Regions from separate parts of the Mus musculus genome. Here region 2 is linked to region 1. A link is a loop called in an ENCODE intact Hi-C map of the cell type or tissue named here. Cell type or tissue: heart. All regions are shown on one strand.

What was found. A loop is a pair of places that touch in the nucleus more often than their neighbours do. Peaks named below come from ENCODE experiments on the same cell type or tissue, not always from the same donor. Only the 100,000 strongest peaks of a DNase experiment are listed, where the experiment ranks them.
Region 2: a loop joins it to region 1, with 9 times the contacts of the local background. A loop is called at or near these places in 5 of 42 quality-filtered maps.

Annotation. Positions count from the first base shown.
Region 1 is chr10:53,173,080-53,178,079 of GRCm38, forward strand. No RefSeq gene overlaps it. Among named protein-coding and RNA genes, the nearest start is that of Gm40649, 5.6 kb to the right of the region's middle. In heart, no CTCF peak of the experiment used is centred here; a DNase peak (open chromatin) is centred at 3,092; H3K27ac peaks cover 1,946 bases.
Region 2 is chr10:53,330,481-53,335,480 of GRCm38, forward strand. All of the region lies in intron 3 of Cep85l (centrosomal protein 85-like), which reads right to left. Among named protein-coding and RNA genes, the nearest start is that of Pln, 4.7 kb to the right of the region's middle. In heart, no CTCF peak of the experiment used is centred here; no DNase peak of the experiment used is centred here; H3K4me3 peaks cover 394 bases; H3K27ac peaks cover 3,819 bases.

The sequences.
Region 1 (5,000 bases):
AAGCTAAGAGCCAATACCCTGAGTAGGATTGCCTGGACTCCTGAACAGATGAAGAATGACTTGGGTCCATTTCAGATTCTCAGGGAGGTGCAGGGGGTGCATGCAGGAAGTGGAGGGGGCTGTCCAAAGAGGAAACAGAAGTAAAGGTATTCCATTTGTGCCTGCAGATGGAAGGTCTAACCTGGGGGAAGCTTTCCGCATTGCTAACAATGACGTTCTTGAGCAGGGAGGGCAACATCATTTGGGGGCCTTTAGGCAATTCTTTTCTTTGAAGATGAATTGTTTTATTTGGTCAAAGTTTAAAAGAAGATGCTCTTGATGCCACAAGCCTCTCCAATTACCAATGCTTAATTAGAAAACAACGAAGCATCTTTGTAAAATCATTTTAGATCTATGGGTATCTTAAGAATTCTTCAAAACATGTACCTCTCTACTAAATAGCAGGTCAACTCCCAAAATTGTGGCCTTCAATATTAATGCCAAGTAGACAGCTACAAGAGTAAACAGTAAGGAGCGCTGGTAGAGATGCTCCGTGTTCTTCTGGCCTCTCAAGTCCCAACTGACCCTCGGCAGCTCTGAAATACCTCCCACTCTCACTGAATCCATTCTGAAGAAAAGGCTGGCCTTCCCAAGCACCAGGGACACCCTCAGAAACCAGACAGAGCAGAAACACCCTGCAACTTTTTTGATACCCCACCCCTAGCTGAAGGCAACCTGACAATCAGTAGCTGCTGAACAGGAAAAATCTCCTTCGGCTATTCAGTCCCAAGTGATCAACCCTAAACACGTGCACATATGGGAACACAAAATAGACTCAGTAGAATATGTATATGATGTATATATAGACATATATGTATACGTGTATCTGCATGTGTATATGTCAGATATATGACATATATAGTCATCAATTTGAGAGTGAGTTGGAGTTGAGTGAGAGCATGAGAAGAGTTGGAAGGGAGTAGTGAAAGTTTTGCTTTCTATTTTATTTTATTTATTCACTTTTCATCTAAGTCACAGCCCCCACCTCCCTCCTCTCCTCCCGTTATGAATCTCTCCTCTCATTGCCCTCTCCCCTTCTCCTCAGAGAAGGGGAATCCACCCTGGGATACCACCCTACCCTAGGGTATCAAGTTGCAGCAGGACTAAGGTCATCCTCCTCCACTAAGGCCCAACTAGGCAAGCCTGTTAGGGGAAGGAGATCCAATGGCAGGGACCAGAGTCAGACAAAACCCCACTTCAACTGTTAGGGGACCCACATGAAGGCCAAGCTTCACATCTGCTACAAATTAAAAACCCAGTTATGGTGTGTGAATATGTTTTTGTTTTAATCCCAGGTGTGGAATAGGGGGCTGCTTCAGATTGCCCACAGCTGTTAACTATGATTGTGTTGTGCTCGGGTGCTGTGTGATTTTTGACAGTAGCAGATAGTTTAATTCGGGAGGACTCTGAAGAGAATGTAAATGTGAGAGCCCTGAGATGGTGCAGCTCCTCACTGCTGTTGCTGGTTCCCGCTGCTGCTTATCTTTAATAATCTATCTATCTATCTATCTATCTATCTATCTATCTATCTATCTATCTGTCTGTCTGTCTGTCTGTCTGTCTGTCTGTCTGTCTGTCTGTCTATCTGTCTGTCTATCTATCTACATCCCAAATGCTGTCCCTTCCAGGTCCCCACTAAAGAGTTACCCCCCCCCACCTCATTTTCTTCCCCTTCACCTCTGAGAGGGCAACTCCCATATCCCTCCAACCTGGTGCATCAAGTCTCTGCAACATTAGATGTATCCTCTCCCACTGAGGCCAGAAATGACAACCCTCTGTTACATATGTGTAGGGGCCTCAGCCCAGCCTGTATATGCTCTTTGGTTGTTGGTACAGTCTCTGGGAACTCCCAGGAGTCCAGGTTAGTTGATACTGTTCTTCTTCCCATTTCCTTGAGAGCCTTCAACCCTTTCCCTACGTCTTCCATAGGGGATTCTGAACTTTGTCCAGTGTTTGTCTGTAGGGTATCTACAGCTGTCTCAGTCAGCTCCTGGGTAGATCCTCTCAAAGGGCTGCTCTGCTAGGCTCCTGTATATAAGCACAAAATGGTAATGGAAAGCAGAGGGAGGGAGGGACCTGGGAAGGAGAAGGGAGGGCAATGGAGTTAGGGGACAGGATCAGTCATGGGGAGAGACAGGAAAGAGTCCCAGAGGGCCAGTAGAATAAATGGAAATATGCAACTGTTGGGGAGCTAGGTGGGGTTGGGGGTTTCTCTAGGAAGTCCCAGAGACCTGGGATGAGGGAAGCTCCCAGGAGTTAATGCAGGTCACCTTAGCAGAAATGCTCAACAGTGGGGAAAAGGAACCTGAAGAGACCACCTCCAATAGCAGACAGGACCCCCCCTCCAGTGGAGGGATGGGGACACCAACCCACCTACAAAACTTTTGATCCAAAATCGGTCCTGTCCAAAAGAAATGCAGGGGCACAGATGGGGCAGAGACTGAAGGAATGGCCAACCAATGATCGATTGAGACCAGTCCCATAAGCAGGCACCAATTGCTCACACTATTAATGATGCTACTACTGCTTTTCATGTTGCTGGATTGCTGGTTTGCTTGTTTGCTGCATTGTCAGATATTCTGATGACAAAGATTGGACTTGCTCCAAGAGATCCAATGCCCCTAATCAGCAGAGAACCCTTTCCCCTCTAAATTTCTTTCTCTCCTACCTAGTGTTGGGAGGAGGGCGTTGGAAGGGATTAGGATGAAGTAAGGCTTGGAAGAGAGGTAGAGATATAAGAACCCAATAATGTAGGATTTAAAAATATGCCAACAGAGGGGGTAGAAATTATATAAAAGTTATGCATGAAATTCTCAAAAGAAATAAAAATGTAAAAATCTAAAATCAAGATAAATATTGTGTTTACTGCATAATGAGTCATGCACTGCAGCCTCCAAGTACCAAGCGTAATGGTCAGAGAAAAAGCAGGTGCTGTTCTGGTATGATAGACATCATTATCACATGCTATGTGGAGTGTGTAGAGAGGCTTCTTGGCTCCTCTTGAATCCTGGAATTGTGTTTCCAACAGGCTTTCAGCAGCTATGGCTCTGGATCACCTGTCTGGTGACCAGAAGCCTGGATCCAACATCGTGTGCCTCCCCAGATAATGAGGTCAAATGTGCCAGACCTGCCAGGTCCCTGATAACTGGCTCATTAACATCTCCAAATGATAGCACTTTGATTAAACTTCACATCTCTGCCTGTTCCCCATCTTATTCCTTCTAAAATTAGAGCTGGTATTTTGCAAATCATGCCCTTGCTTAAACTTTTAGGCTGGTTCACGGGCAATGGAAGATCATGATGTTCCTTGAATATTATCCCCAAGGACAGAGTTTTCTGGGTCGTAAAACCTTAGGTTTTCACTCAAACCTCCATTGGAATACACATGGGTGCTTAATGCCAACAAAATATCACATACAGAATAAGCTTCAAACATCAGAACTCTGAGCTTTTATAGGATCCTGCCTCTGAATGGGATGCATAACATTTGCTTTGTTAGCATGGCACTGCAGTTTTCCTTTTAGCAAAAGGAAAGAATGTCACTCCTGAAACCAGTAGAAAGAACAAAAGTACCGTCATGATTATTACTCCCACCCCCAGTGTTCTATTCCACAGCATCACTTTATTTGAAACTTTCAGCTACCAAAGTCAATTTCTCCTATTTTGATTTGAGAACACAAGATATAAAATCACATAAGACCCTGGACCTAGGAAGTGAAGATCTTGTCAGAAGAGAGTTATCTCTAGAGCCCCATGAAAACTGAGTCACAGAAAGCCAAAGGGCAGACCCCTGAAAATCCGATGGCAAGTGAAGGAAGCTGAGCACAGGATGCCAGTGACAGCCAGGAGACTCTCAAAATGAACATTTATATATTGAGGTCCAGGCGCTGGCCCTTGGTTACCTACAAGAGGACCACGATGAGGTTGCAAAGGTTATATCAGGGGATGAGAAGAGAGAAAATGAAGGTCGTGTGGGTTCGTGGACTTGGGATATATTAATGTGAACATACGTGTGGATTTTGAAGCTCACAGAATGGAAGGAGTAATGCTGAACTTGAAGCTGAGAGCCATAACCATTGTCTTCCTGTGTATGCACACTATGAACAAGGTCACCTAAGATATAGGTGGGACTCAGAAAGAGAGAGAGGAAGGTCATGATGAGCTGAAACCTATGCAGCTGGGTCCTAGAAACCTGCTGAGGCCAGTGAGGGAATGAAGAAAGAACATACACACAGACAGACATACAAAGAGGCTGGGATTAGGTGGGGTCATGCATTCTAATGGAAACATACTAGTAGCAGTCTGGAAACTCAATATTTTTATTTTGTACACTTAAATATAAGAGGTGAGTTATATTGTCCACAGCTGAACATGAAGGACACGAACTAGCTAATCCCAGGAGGCATTCTTTATCAGGGAGCAGTCTCAGGTTCCAATCATCTGAGTGAAAGAATTTGTGGTCAGTAGTTTCTGCACGCACTGGTTTTAGCTAAAGGTCAATCATTTGTCAGCACTCATACTTGGACTATAAGAAGGATTTTGCCATCCCTCAAACCTGAGCAGAGGAAGGCTTTTTTTCCCATAAATTTGGAAGAAACAACCAAAAGTTTAGAAGTGAAATCAACTAGGAAGAGACAGGAATGATACAGTCTGAATGACAGGGATCTTTAGCTAATATAATAAAGGGATTATCTGGAGTGTCAACTGTCCTGTTACTTCTTACTTCCCACCCTCTGACCTAAGACTAGGACTGGTAAAAATTTTAAAAAGATGTTTAGAAGTTAGGTCAGCTTCTTCCTCCCAGCCCCATGTGCCCAGCAATAAATCTCAGACTCAAAATATATTTACAAATACTTTGACCATATTTGCAGGTCTCTGCCCTTTTTGCCCACTTGAGTAGAAGAGAGTTTCTCTGACCTTCAGCCTACACGTGGACCTGCCAGCATTCTATCTGAAGTACA
Region 2 (5,000 bases), 160 kb after region 1:
AGGCAACTGAGGAAAGCTGACAGTAGGAGAGGTGGCCCTCCCCAGGAAGAACACACCAAAAAGCAGTGCAGTGCCAAACTGCCAGGCCTGGAAACACACCCAAGTAACATCACATGATCCCAGTAGGTTTTATTTAGGAATTTATATTTTTATATATACATATACATGTGCATGCAGTAACAATTGAAAACAAATAGGCCACAATTTGAAGGAGAACAGGAAGGAGTAAATTGGAGGGTTTGAGGAGAAAAATACTGTAAGTAAAATAAGACTAAAAAAATTAACAAAATATATTTACAAATTGGTGCACAACTACACAAACCCTCTTCACAAACTGTCTATCCAGTCTTAATGTCAATACACTCTTTATGTAATATTTAATAAGAAAATAGATAATCTGCCTAGAATTGATGGATAGTTGAGAAAAATTAAATGTCTGGGCCTTTAAGTATCTAGCAAATTGACTAGAGGTGAACAGACAGCTCTCACCAAACCTTAAGGCTACACTCTAATGAGTTGCTTGCACTAAAGAACTCCTATCCTGTCTTCTCTATTATCAGAAAGACTTCCTGTTCACCCAAGGCTCAGATCATACTTAAAATATTGCTTAAATGTTTTCTCAGTCTTTTCTTCTCTAATCTTCTCCGTCTTCAATATTTAGCCAGTAATTCCCAAGCGTTTAATAAAAAAGAATCCTCAGGAGTTAGATAATGACACCCCCAGGAGGTATCTAGCCTACAAAAAAAAACCCACAACTTTGAGATACTTGTTAAATATTTAAATTGCTTAAATTTAATCACAACTTGTTACCCTAATTTCTTGTCAAAAATGTTTCTAGAAAAACTGATTTTCCTTTTCCTCCACAATTGTACTATTGTTTTATACACACACACACACTCCATACTCAATGGTAAGAACTATATAAATGATAATGTTCTTTACAAGAAGATAAGTTTTTTAAAAAATACTTTTAGGAAGCATACAGACATGTCTCAAAAGTATGCTCAGTGGCCAGCAAGATAATTCAGAGAGTAAAGATGCTTGCCACCAAGGCTGATGAGCTGAGTTCAATTCTCAGAAGCCATATGATCTCCACAAAGAGTGTGCTATTTGTGTGTATAAACACACACAATAAATGTTTGTAAAGTATACCTAAGGGTGAACACAAAGAAATAAATTCAATAAAACCAAAGTAAGTGTTTTTCTGAGTAAGGAGTTAGTGAAACGCAGCAAGACCCAGTGCTACATAAAGGTTCCTGTTAACATTAGTGCTGGGGTTTTGGGGAAAAAAACTGGGGTTTTGGGGAAAGGGCCTATCAGCTTATCTGTAACCTTTTACAACAGTTTCTATTAGTAGGCCAGGCTGGCCTCCAACTCAAGATCCTCTTCCTTCAGTCTTCTAAGTGCTGGACTTACAGACAGGTAGATACCATGCTTTTGTTCAAGTAAAGTGTATATTGAAATAAAACCTAAATTTAAACACTGTATAAAATAAAACTATACATGTGTGAAAGAGCCAACATTAAGAGTAATGCACCAAGAAATATTGCAAATCCACTGAAGAAAGAAAATAAAACTACTAATATTTTTAATTTGGTCTTTCTTGCCTTTTAAAATAATAATAACATGTTTTTTATTATTCTACTATCCTATGTGTCTTAATCATTTATATTCTTTTCCGCTAAATGAGCATTAAAAGATGGTTTTCCTAGCTGAAGGGGTCTGCAACCCTATAGGTGGAACAACAATATGAACTAACCAGTATCCCCCAGAGCTCTTGACTCTAGCTGCATATGTAGCAGAAGATGGCCAAGTCATCCATCACTGGGAAGAGAGGCCCCTTGGTATTGCAAACTTTATATGCCCCAGTACAGGTGAACATCAGGGCCAAGAAGTGGGAGTGGGTGGGTAGGGGAGCAGGGCGGGGAGAGGGTATAGGGAACTTTCGGGATAGCATTTGAAATGTAAATAAAGAAAATATCTAATAAAAAAATTGAAAACAAAAAAAGAGGGTTTTCCTAATATTTCTACAAAGTAACTCAAAATCATTTGATAATCTTCCCCAATGTGTTTAATTCTTCATTCAATAAGAATTTAAAAATCACTGCAGGCCAGTTATACACCAGATAATTGTACTATGAAGAATAAACAACAGCTGCATACGCCTGAGATCCCAGAACTAGGGAGGCTGGGGAAGAGAACTGTTTGAGGCTAGCCTGGATACATAAAAGGAACTTACTCCCTAAAACAAGTAAAGGAAAAAGAATAAGTGGCAAATAAAGTGAGTTCATAAACTGGCTCTCAAAGAGCTTGCAGTTTGCCCAGCAGATAAAGTAACAGACAACAGCATGGGTAAATGTAAAATGGTTTAGTAAAGGCTAGGGAAAGCTTCCCAGACAGATAATCAACGAAGCACTCTGGTTCTAATGGGACATTCTACAAGAAGTACCCTGGCTTAAAATAGAACAGTAACCTGTCCACAGGGTCACAAAGAGCTACACAGAGTCAGAGCACAAGGCACAGAGGAATGTGATAAGAGGCAGGACAAAGCAGATAAGGTCAAAAAGAACAAGCTAAAATGTTTAATGTCACCTGCTGAAAAACCAAAGGGGATGTCTCGGCCACAGAAGCCCCCATCACAAGAATTATATAGTTTTGTGACCCACAGATCCTTTTCATAAAGTGCTGAATCATAATGCTTTGTTCTCAGAAAGTTTTTACATGCATAAAACAAAATACACAGAATTCTAAATAATTCTAGATAGTCCACACTTCAGTAGTAGTATATAGTTAGTGTAGAATGGATTTCTTTTGATAGGGTTTGGGGCACACTGCCCCAAAACACAGCATCTTGGCATGTAGCTCCATCAGGAAAGCCACTTTGACCTTCCACTTGCTTCAACCCTAAAGCAAAACAAGCAACCTAGGAAGTCACCCTGATACTTCGCCACCCTTATCCCACTCAAACAGACCTCGCTGTTGGTGTTCTCCCTATGCCCAATATTATACTCTCACAGATGCCTAGAAATATTGTACTTATCACTACTTTAAAATGACCATAAATAGATCTGCCTATAGAAATTACAAAATGTGCCTGGCATGGCAGTGCACACCTGCAAGATCAAGAGATCCAGGGGAAAATGTAAACAGATTCACCCTGCTAAGTTCCCTCATGGACTATTACAAGATCACACTCCTGTTATTCAATCATACTTCTCCATTACTACCTACTATTTCTACTGAACCTAACTTTAAAAACAAAACAAAAAACCCCACAAGGTTATTTGTTTCTTTGGGCCATTTATGTAAAACTTAAATGTGCATTTTTTTTCTTGTTAACCTGTCCTTTGTCTTAATCGTGAACCTAGCAATGAGAGAGGAAAAGAGGCCTGCACTTTTACACTTCCAAAGAACAGTTCTGAAGGAGGAAAAAGAGTAACTTTTCCTCGGAAGAAACCTGAAAAGGCCTACACTTGTGCTAGATGATCAAGGTTAACAACTGTGATCATTATGTCAGCTTAACAGACCCTTGATAGAGAACACAATGAAGCACTCTTACCCCTCTCACCTTCATACCAGAAACACAGAAACCAGCCTAACCATGAGAGAAACATCAAACAATCACGACTTAGAGACATGCTACAAAATATCTTATTATTCTTCAAAACTACCAGGATCATTTAAACTGGAAGTTTGGGGACGTTGTTAGAAACAAGTATGCAGATAAGAGACATGATTACTAAATATCGCTTTTTAAAAAGAGAGAGAGACATTAAGGAAAATATGAGAAATCCATATTGAGCAATGACATTACTGAAAATACCTGTCAGCATCTGGACAACTGTTGAGATAGACAGACCATACTAACAGAGAACACTAAAATGAGAAGCTGGATGGAGAGTATATAGAAGCACTGCACTATCTCTGCCACAACTCTATAAAGTGAAAACTATTCATTTAAAAGGTAAAGTGTGTGGGATTGGAAAAAAATCTTTAATGCTGTGACATAGTAATATATATATATGCCTTGTCGGTGCATTACATTTTTTTAAATTAGATTTTTGGGTTTTATGTAGCCCAGGCTGGTCTTAGGCTTGCTACATAGCTAAGGATGACCTTGAAACTCATTCTCCTCCTGCTGCTACCTCCAAAGATCTAGGAAACAAGTATGCACACCTCGACTGATACATTAAGTAATATTAGCAGGCCTAATTATGGCAATTTCAAAGTAGTGATAAATGCAGTATTTCAAAAAGTCTTAAGTTGCCATGATAGATTTCCTGTGGTATCTTTGGGGGTTGGTTCCAGATCTTAATCTGAATCTAAAATCTGCACATGCTCAAGGCCTTATAAAGATGGCACATTATTTTCACAAAACATATCCACATCCTCCTATTTACTGTAAATCACTTCTACAGGACATATTGAATTTAATGGAAATTATATGTAAGTAGATATCAAATTATCATTTATGGAATAGTAGAAGAAAGGGTCTGTGTACATTTGGAATGCACCTTGTCCTCTTTCCCTTTGCTGTTGGATGGACCCACGGATGGAGAATCCACAGATTGACACTAAACCCTATAACATTATCTGCCAAATTATTATTAGCAAGAGCCAAATGCACTGCTAGCATTTTAGTAGCTTATAGTCTACAGTAAAAAAATGAATGAACAGTGCTTTCCTCACTTCAGCTCCTCCCACTGTTGGGAGTTTTTCTCACTTTCCCTTAATAAATCTGCCTGCTCTGCAGAAAACAAAACTGAATAAACAAACATTTCACTGAGAGCTTAGTGAAAATCACAAGTAACTGTTTCCACAGCATGTTCAAGGGCCTGAGCTATGGCTACCCACGGCCATGTCACCAGTTCACTTTCTGAAGGCAAAGGACACTGAGCACTAACATGAAACAGATAACTTGCCACAGTCTGGGACCATCACTGGATACACTTCTTGCTGCTAACCCTCAGCTGCAATACCATTCCACACATCTCTTTGTG